Regions from separate parts of the Mus musculus genome. Here region 2 is linked to region 1. A link is a loop called in an ENCODE intact Hi-C map of the cell type or tissue named here. Cell type or tissue: heart. All regions are shown on one strand. Region 1 has its middle 9.8 kb from the start of Gm36122. Region 2 overlaps Mrps18a (mitochondrial ribosomal protein S18A).

What was found. Hi-C counts contacts between places; a loop is a spot of excess contacts. Peaks named below come from ENCODE experiments on the same cell type or tissue, not always from the same donor. Only the 100,000 strongest peaks of a DNase experiment are listed, where the experiment ranks them.
Region 2: it touches region 1 in a loop (4-fold over the local background); 4 of 42 quality-filtered maps call a loop at or near these places.

What each region holds. Positions count from the first base shown.
Region 1 is chr17:45,956,107-45,961,106 of GRCm38, forward strand. No RefSeq gene overlaps it. Among named protein-coding and RNA genes, the nearest start is that of Gm36122, 9.8 kb to the left of the region's middle. In heart, a CTCF peak has its summit at 2,545 (motif pointing right); no DNase peak of the experiment used is centred here; H3K27ac peaks cover 735 bases; H3K27me3 peaks cover 471 bases.
Region 2 is chr17:46,127,061-46,132,060 of GRCm38, forward strand. It overlaps Mrps18a (mitochondrial ribosomal protein S18A), which reads left to right. Exons shown (of 6, transcript NM_026768.3): 6 at 1,445-1,848. The coding sequence ends at 1,589. Rsph9 (radial spoke head 9 homolog (Chlamydomonas)) reads right to left here. Exons shown (of 5, transcript NM_029338.4): 5 at 2,210-2,438. The coding sequence ends at 2,278. Among named protein-coding and RNA genes, the nearest start is that of Rsph9, 15 kb to the right of the region's middle. In heart, a CTCF peak has its summit at 1,858; DNase peaks (open chromatin) are centred at 931, 2,841 and 3,279; H3K27ac peaks cover 227 bases.

The sequences.
Region 1 (5,000 bases):
CTCTCTCTCAGTCATCAACCGATTGTCCACAAAGGAAAACAGAGAGGTTGTTTGACAGGTTACCATAGCAGGAAGCCTGCCTGCTTCCAGGTAGGACAGTCTGGCTTGGCATAATCCAAGCTAATAGAGTCCTACCTGGCATTGTCTGAGGTTTTTTGTTTTTTTTTTCCTAAGTGAGTTAAAATGTTAAAAATGTGAATAGGAATTGCAAGCCCCTGCTCAGGAATGAGAGGGTGACAGCAAGCATAATCTGAAGTATTATCAGACTTAGCCAACAATTTTGATGTGCTAACAGGCCCTGACAAAGGCAACCTCAAATAGTCTGAAAGCCTGTTCTGAGCCCTGGAATGCTGACTATCCATTTGAAGAATGGATGGACGAATGGATGGACGAATGAATGAATGAATGAATGAATGAATGAGAGACGTTGGCAGGGCCAACTCTTGGAAGATTTTGGCTAGCTGTAGAGCACTCCAGTCCTCACAGCTGGTTAGCTCCTCCCAGGGTGGGAATACATACGGGAGTCAGGAGGTGTAGGGGGAGGGACCGAGTGATTTCTCCCAAGAACCCAGTGATAGGCTTGTGTGCCCAGAGAAATGTAAGAAAGTCAGTGTTCAGATGGAGCAGGCCCACACGTGGCTGTCGACTGTGTGGCAAGGACCACCCATATGTGGGGCAGCTCACAGTTGCCTTCAAAATTCAGAATGAGCTTGGCCTTTGTAGCTTTTCCTGCAGCTACGTTCCCACGAGGACCAGATGGCATGTGGATTGGGGACGCTTGTTTACCACACTGTTTATAATAATAAGAGCCTGCGAACAGGCCGGTCTTCTCAGAAGGGGTCTGGCAAAATAATCTCGGAGCAGTAACTCCGAGTTTATTGAGTGCCTGCTACTCATGCTGCTGCCTGGTGAGAGCATCCTTCAGGACCAGTTATCTAACGGGATCCTCACAAAACACTTTGGGGTCAATGTTTGCTTTCCCGTCAGGCCCATAAAGGAGGAAACTGAGTCACCGAGACATTAAGCAACAGGTTGAATGTCAACCAGCTGGCTCATACCAGAGTGGGGATCTAAACTATAGAAGCCCCCCTCCTCCAAAGTCTGTGCTCTGCCCGAGACATCCCCTCCAAGAGTGAATGCTCAGCTCTCTGTTAGAGGGAATGCACCGGAGTGGAGAAACAGAACGAGGCGATTCTGAGCCTCTGGGTTAAGCAGGAGAAAAATGACACAGAGCCTCGTGGAGACTCGGCTGTCTGTGTGGGAGAAAAGTTTGTAAATATATATATATTAGGCTATCTTTGGAAGAATATACAGGAAATCAGTAACTGGGACCTCCAAAGGGAACCTGAGTTATGGATGGATGAGAGGGTAGAGAGACTAACATTTCTGTTCAGATTTATTTCCAGCTTTTGGCTGTGCCTTGAGGTCATTTCACACTTACAGAAAGGCTATAAAAATAAGACCTGGGGAGTGGGATGGGAAAGGGAGGGTTAGGGCTCTTGCTACCCAGAAGATGGGAAGGAGTGGAGGATGCTGGTAGTCAGGAGACTACCCTGTCCTCTCCTCTTCCCCATGTGTTGGACTTGGGACCCCAGGTGGGCACAGAGCCTTTGTCCTGGGAACAATCCAGACACAGGGCGGGAAGACCAGTTCCCTGCCATCCCTTGGATGTCATCCTATGGCACTTTCCCCTACAGACCTCAGTTATTGTGACTCTGTCATCCTGCCATCTGCCCTGGGTTTTCATGGCAAGAGCCCTTAGGTCTAGGTGAGCCTCATTCCTTCTTGTCCGCACCCTCAACTGCAATCTTTCTGATTGGGGCTCCCTGAAGATGGGTCACATCGTCTTCATATTGGAGGCTTCTGGAGGTCAGGTTACACCCCCCATCAGACTGGGGTTCCTTAAGGATGGGACAATGTCTCCCTCAGACAAGCTCCCTGAGTGCAGGCTGTGTTCTCCTCATCCAGGCCTCCTCATACCAGGCTTGTATAGAGCAGTGGTTCGTGCCCCCTTAGCCTCCCCCTGACTCCTTTCCAACACCCCAACCTGGTACTTGTGTTCCCTCAAGCCTTTTGCCTATTGAAGCAGTGGCTGAAAGCCTGTATTGACACCAACGACCCATGGCCAGGCCATTGCATAACCACAGCACAGCCACGAGTTCCCGATGATTCAGCACTGAGGCCTACACAGCATTTATACCTCTGTGCTCCTGGACTCAGCCAGGTACCTCAGAAGCAAAGGGCATGAGCAGCAGGATTCTACTTCACCCAGGAACCTTAACCCCAGCACTGTACTCCAAGAGAAAGACGTATGCATTTGTTTTTTCTTAGCTGCCCAGACCTGGTCTTTCTGGGTGTCTGAGCTAGGCTAAGTGCCCTGCCTGAGTTCCAGGCTGGGGCTGGGCCAAGGCACCCACCTACTATCAAGATCCTGTAGTTGGAGCTTAGATCCCTCAAGTAGGGTTGTGGCCCAGGAGGAGAGGGACCAAGAAGGGGACCTCAGGGGCCAGCTTGAGGCTGGGGGTCAGCTGAGTAGTTCTTTTATAGACCACTAGATGTCACTTCCATTTCAAAGGAACCCACTGGCTTTCTTCAGTCAGGTCCCCCAGCCTCCAAGTCTTAAAGGCATACAAGCAAACTTCACCATCCCCAGAGCACCAGGACACTGGACAGCTGGCAAGGAAAGACCTCTAGGCTTGAGCTGAAGGCTCTGGGAGTTCCTTAGTAGCCCACCCAGCCCCACCGAGAACAGGAAGGGTGGAGCCCCAGTTCTCGTTCCCCAGTACCTTCATGGATAGTCTGAGGCTGGCATCTTCTCAAACAGAAGGTCAAACATGTGATTAAAGAAAAGGGGGTAACCATATGACAAGAAACAGATGCCATGCCTCAAGCCTCCTCCTCGGGCTGAGAGATTCCAGTCAGATTCCAGTTCACTGGGGGCCACGGTATCGATCCTCCTAGGTGGCTCAGTGGTCAAGAACATTTGATGCTCTTCCAAAGGACCCAGGTTCGACTCCCAACACCCCCATGGTAGCTTACACCTGTCTCTGACTCCAGCTCTTGGGGATCTGATTCTCCCTCCAGGCATGCATATGATACACCCACACACATGCAGACCAAACATGAATACACATATAATAAATTTAATTTAATTTAAAAGATTTTCAATAATTTCATATAAGAAGCTTTTCTCTACCCGTGCCCCCCAACACTCAGCCAACATCTCTTAGCTGCCTGACACCTGTTACGATAATTGATATGCAAGTATTTATTCCTTTGGAGTCCATAGTCGCCTTCCTGAGCTAAGTATCATTGACTCTCGTATTGTTGGTGAGGAACCCAGGGTTGCGGAGAGGCAGCCAAGACAGTTGTCCTTAGCTCTCTTGCTGGCCCACCTCTGCTCCAGCTCCCACTGAGCGGGAGCCTAGCTGTCTACAGCTCACATGACTGTTAACAATCATCACTTTTAGCGCTCATTCAGGGGCTTCCAAGTTGGTTCGCCTGTCAGCCTCACCAGAGGAGTTTTGAAATGGTCAATTTCCCTAATTGGGCACCTGTCGCTCTCCTGTGAGGGCTGGGATGAGCAGGTGGGGTTGGTAGAGAGAGAGGGCTCATCGATAAAAAAAAAAACCACTGAATCACCACAAAGCCCTGAGTTCGGGTGTCAGAAACCTGCAAAAAGTCAGGCAGAGTCTCCAGTGAGTCACCTTTGACCCCAGCACTATGGGGGTGGGGGGCAGAGACAGGAAGATCTCTGGAGGGGGGTGTTGCTGGCTGCAAGTTTAGCTGAAAATAAAAAAATAGACCCCAGAGTTGTGGAGAAACCTTGCTTCAAAGAAGTAAGCCATAAATTGATAGAGAAGGACACCTGATAGCCTCTTCTGGTCTCCCAGTGTGTGCAAAGTCGTGTTCATCCATGTGTGCACATATGTATACACTACACGCATACATATACTGTTTAAGTAGTTTCAAAGAAAAACCAAGTTAGGGAGCACTCTGTAGAACACTCACTCACCCTGTACCCCACAGGGGTCAAATAGGCATGTGACTCTCTGTTGCTGTTGTTGTTGTTGTTGTTTTGTTGTTGTTGTATTAGGGGGTTGCTTTGTTTTTATTTTTAAACTTTATTAATATCATGCACACATCATATGTGTGCATGCAATGGCTGGATCTGTAGGTCAGAAGTCAGCTCTGTAGTCAGTCCTCTCCTTCCACCTTCACTTGTGTTCCCGGGGTCAGACTCCTGTGTGCAGCCAGCAGGTCCACCCACTGGGCCCTGCCCCTCAGTGGGCCTTTACTGTCGCTACTGTTGAGATAGGCCATGACTCCACAGTCCTAGCTGGGCTTGAGCTTGCAGGAATGCTCTTGCCTCAGTCTCCAAGAGCTAGGATTGGACCCAGTGTTGACCTTTAAATTATGACTGGCCCCAGTTCTATGCAAGTATACAGATTCCACACATACTTCACATGTTACAAGGCAGGAGTATATATATTGGTATATATACACTAATTAGTATTATATATATACCTGTATGTATGTATGTATGTATGTATGTATGTATGTATATGTGTGTATATGTATGCATAGATGTATATGATGTGTTAAAATGGCGGATCGCATCTCAACAGCACACTAGGCCAAGACAGTTCCACATAGAAGAGGTTTTATTGGGAGGGAAAGACAAGAAAGAGAAGAAGCAGAGAAGGGAGGGGGGCAGTCTCCTTATTTATATGGAAAATGACGTAACTCGGGAAGGTAGGAGGTGAGCCAAGTGAATTCTGGGAATATGGTGCCTGTTTCCTTGGCAACAGGTCTGCAGGTCGCATTGTCACCTATGTGTCATAGGTTTGGGAGGTCCTGATGCCAACAATATGTGTGTGTGTGTGTGTGTGTGTGTGTGTGTGTGTGTGTGTGTGTCTGTGTGTGTGTCTGTGTGTGTCTGTGTGTGTCTGTGTGTGTCTGTGTGTGTCTGTGTCTATATTAACAGTAATGCCCTTCTA
Region 2 (5,000 bases), 170 kb after region 1:
CAGAGGGGATAGTATCCCCTCTCCTCTCCTGTGCTTAGCACACAGGTGTCCAGGCCAGGCCCAGCTCAGGAGAGGTAGGAAGGGGCTGGTTTAGGAAAGCCTGAGTTCTCACTAGAGCCAAGGTGCCCGCAGAGAGCTGGTTGAATGCCCCCAGCCTACACCAGTTAGCTAGCTGCTCCATGTGGCACAGATGCAGCCAAGGCTCACTGAAGGAGAGCTGAGGAGGAAAGCTCTGGAGACGCTGCGCAGTCGGGCTCTTCTCAAGTCCCTGAGTCCTGATGAACACCTATACCATGGGCCTGTATATGAACCCCATCTTCACCTCTCCCTCTGAGGGCTAGGAGAGGCCAGTGAAGGGGCTAGCTGGAGGTGACGGAACTTATGCTGGGCTAACCTGTTGTCTTAAAACAACTGACCATAGAAACAGCAGCCCCTGTGCAGGGGGTACCCCAGTGCAGTGTTCGTGGGTCCAGCCAACTAGGGAAGGCCTCATCTTCCTACCTCCTGTGCCCAGCACACACCTCTGCCCAGGTCAGATGCAGGACGGACCTCCCGCAGCTTTCCCTCTGCATGAGGCTCACAGCTCAAGCTCCAAAGAACCATGATAGAAAGGCGTGAATCAGCAACCCTCTGTCAGCCAGAAGATGTCAGCCAAAAAAAAAATTTTAATTTCTGCCAGGAATACTAGTTTTTAAAGTAAAACTTGAGGGCCTCTAGAGGCAGCCAGGGCAAGCCTCAACCTCACATAGAACACAGGAGGACCTGGCCTTTGTGGTTGAACTCTTGAGTATGAAGGATGGGCCTTCCTGATCAGGAGCCAGGTTTCATTATGAACAGAGTAAACCCCAGTCTTGGTGCTATGACCCACTCTTCCAGGAACAGTCAGAGCCTAGGCTATCCCCAGAGGAGGCCAGAGGGCCATGGGTGGCCGCCATCTTTCCCTGGCCCCTCCTACTTACAGAAACCTGCTGGAACACAGCACTGCTGTGTTCATCCCTTGCTTCCTATGGGGTGAGGGATGGGGTCCTGCAACGATTGAGGTGCCCTGGGAAGTCCCCTGGAGGCTAGGAGATCTAAAGGAGCCAAGTGGGATGAGTGCAGGCCTTCTCCAGCCTTCTGTCACATTCCTGTCTCCAGCGTCAGGCCAGAGACCTGCGTGACAAGCAGGATTCTTCTCTGCCTTCCTCCTGCAGTGTGGATGTACACTGACAACTCTTAAAGGTCAAGGGGATGGGCCTGGGCTGCCAGACTCCACCTCAGCCCTGAGTACACACACTTGTAGCCGCAAGAGCCCAGCCCATCTGTTTACAAAACAGCAGTCCCCTCCCCCAAAAATGCTTTGCCTTTTGAGAAAGGAAAACTGGTGAGGGAGGCAGCACAGCCCCAGGGGGCAGTGTCCGGCTCTTCCTGCCCCAGCAGGCAACCTCTTGTGTTCCCACTACAGCTATCTGACTCGCTGGGCTCCCAAGTCCGTCAAGCCCATCTATAAAAAAGGCCACCGTTGGAACAAGGTGGGTATGGCCGTGGGGTCACCACTCCTGAAAGACAATGTCTGCTACTCCAGAAGGCCTCTGAAGATGATGCATTAGTGGGAGCAGGACTTCTGAAGAGCTGACTAGAACCGTCTAGAAGATGCACTTGCTCCTCCCACCAGAACCATTATCCTCCACAACAGCACAGAGAACTAACTTCTGTGCCTTGGATCTGCCCAGCTGCAATGTTGGAAGCCAAGGGCAGCCAGGAGCTGGATCTCCTGGCCACTGTGGTCTTCTGCCTGGCTGGGGCTGAGGTTGGAGCAGGGACGGGAGCCTTACCCAAGGCAATGTAATAAAGCAGGCTCTTGGCTTCCCCGTGTGGTCAGTGCTTAGAAATGTGGGGCCTGTGCATAGTAGGGAACTGCCTAATGGGCCCTGTCAGTGGACCTGGGGCAGGTCCATGTGCCACACAGGTCCCATCGTCTGCTGACGGGCACCACACTGCAGTGAGGGCCTAGTGACTGTCAGTTACTAGCAGCTTTCAGTTGAATCCAGGAATTTGAGCGGGCCCCTAACTGCCCCTTCACACCATCTCCACCCATCTACACTTGATGCCTCCTCCTTCATTAGCTCATCCCAGGCCTCTGCTTCTTGGTTCAGAATTGTTTTCTGGCCTTTCATAGCCAGGTGACTAGATTGCCAGAGGGACAAAATGACAACAATCAAGACAGAACAAAAAGGCCCAACAGTTGAACTTTATGAAAGAGTGTTTCGACCCCACATAAATATCCAGCCTGCCTTCCTACAGCATGAAGGGCAAGTCCATGTTCTTCTCTCCTGTGCCTACGTAGATGTAGCCATAGTTCTTGGTGCGAGGAGCGTGGTAGAAGGTGAGGCCTGGCCAGAGCAGGCTGCGCAGCACCACCAGTGCGTTGCCCCTTTCCATCTGGATGCTCCAAGACCCTGGATGGGAGGGACAATTGAGGCCTGGCACTGAGGTGCCACTGAGAAAGTTGCTGTGCTCCTGATGGTCACAGTCACTTGCTCATGACACAGGGAAGGGAGCAAGTGTAGAGGTGACTTCAGGGACCCACAGATGGTGTGGCTCCCTTTCCTTGCTTCAGGGTAAATCACTGACCTTGGGCCTCTGCCCTAAGATCGATGAGACAACCAGGGGCTCAAGCTGAAGTTGGGCCATTTCAGGCCTCCACCTCAGTGGTCTGCCCAACTGCTGATGGGTGGAGTCATGCCTGGTAGGAGGAGACCTCGGCTGCTGAGTCTGCCCCATGCTACTCAAGACGCCAGGCAGCTCAGACCAGGCTAGGCTGTGCAGCCAGGATGACTTGGCTGGAAGGGCCTGATCCAGCTCCAAGGGAGGGAGCCGCTGTGTGGGAGGAAGGAGCCTGGGAAAATCGCCTCTGGATGCAGATCTGGGCTTCTATTCCCCTGCGCACAGAGGCCTCTCCCCCAAACCAGCCACAGCCCTGCTCTGGGCCCTGCCAGGAAGGCAAATAACTTTTGAAGGTTTTGGTACAGGACCAACCAGTTATGCTCAGAGGGCTGATCTGGAGCCTTCATCAGTTGCCAGCTCAGCCCCGGTGCTGGCTCCCACCACTCAAGCTTCCCGCAGCCTACCTCCAACCATGGCCCACCCTGGTCACTCCACACCCAGCAGCCTCACGATTCAGTCAGTTTCCACCCTCCAGAGGCCACCCTGCATCAGAGAAGCCTATCCCCGTGTAGCTAGCTGCCTGCCCAGGTCAAAACCAGAGCTTTCTGGAAGCATGGAGGTCCTCTGCCCCTGGTCCTGACTGAGCCATGCACAGAACAATGGGGTGAAGGCCACACCATGGGCCTATCGCTTGCTCTAGGCCCCAGTGCCACCGCCAAGGAATCAAAACATCAAGTGAAACAGGCCCCGGTTGGTACGACACCTAGCCAACAGCTGTTCTTTGGGCACCTGAGAACCCTGGTGGCTTTCTTGGTCACAAGTCTCCAGGAAACATTGCTTGAGGGGAGACAAGGATAGAATGTTACAGAACAGTGTCCCAGGCCCTGTGTTTTATCCTTGGCAACAAAAAGACCCAGAAATATACAGTTCTCTAGCCTTAAGTCCCATTACTGGGGCCCAGAACATCATTTGGACAGCTTTCTACAGAGACCTAATCCCTCATTGCCCTTGGAGCCCACAGCTACACAGCCTCTGTGAGATAAGCAAGACCAAGCTCTGATTGCCCACCCAGGGAGGCTGGCTTGCAGCGTCCCTCACTCAGGCGCTAGCCTGGAGAAAACAGCCTAGGGTCTATCCCTAACCCCACTGTATCCAGATATCTATCGATTCAACCAACAGCATGGTGGCATGGGGCCCCTCAGACCAGCATGTCTGCTCACCTCTTACTTCGAGGAGATGGGAAGCAGAGGCTGAAATGAGTAGCCCAAGCCCAGCAACATGGGTAAACTGTGAGGAAGTTAAAAAAATACAAATACAGATGCCAGTGAGGGCGGGACCAAGCAAGCCAAAGGGTGCTGAGTTGCAGCATGCCAGGGGCCGGGCTCTCTGCCTTCCCGCGCAGCCCCGGCATCGTGTTCTTGTCCTCTCAACCTCCCTGGTTCAGTCAGCTCATCATCTGGGACACACACCATGTTCCATTCTCTCTCTCTCTCTCTCTCTCTCTCTCTCTCTCTCTCTCTCTCTCTGTGTGTGTGTGTGTGTGTGTGTGTGTGTGAGCAGACACACAGTGTGTACCTGACACCTTCACCTCCATCTCAACTGTAAATATGGAAAAACCAGGCCCAGACAACTGTGGTAGTAGCCCTTTGAAGGAATGATCCAGTGGATCAGTTCACAGCCCCAGGCCTCCTCAGACCTGGCTTCCTCTCCAGAGACCTGTACTGAGACTGGGGAGAAGATCCAGCCTGGAACTCAGCAGCTGAGCCTCTGCAGTTGGCAGGAGGTCTTCCTGGGTTTCCCAATGCCAGAGAGAGTAAGGGCCAGGCTCAGGTCAAACTGTCGAGGGAGCAGCAGGTATCCTACGTCTCAACCCCTAAAGGTCATCACACTAAGCAATGGCCGGGAAGGCCTGGGTAGATGGCTCAAAGCTAGATTTGATTCCCAGCACCTACGTGATGGCTAATAACCATCTAACACCAGCGCCATGGTGGCCTCCATAGGCACCAGGCATATGTGTAGTACACAGATATACATGCAAACAAAATACCCATACAGGTAAAATGAAATTTAAAAAAAAAAAAAAATGGGCTGGTCAGATGGCTCAGTGGGTAAGAGCACCCGACTGCTCTTCCGAAGGTCCGGAGTTCAAATCCCAGCAACCACATGGTGGCTCACAACCATCTGTAACAAGATCTGACGCCCTCTTTTGGAGTGTCTGGAGACAGCTACAGTGTACTTATATAATAAATAAATAAATCTTTAAAAAAAAATGGCTGTAAGTTCCTGAAAGCCACCATTCTCTTTACCACAAGGTAGAGTCAATCCTCTCAGAGTGGGGACAGAGAAAAAGGACA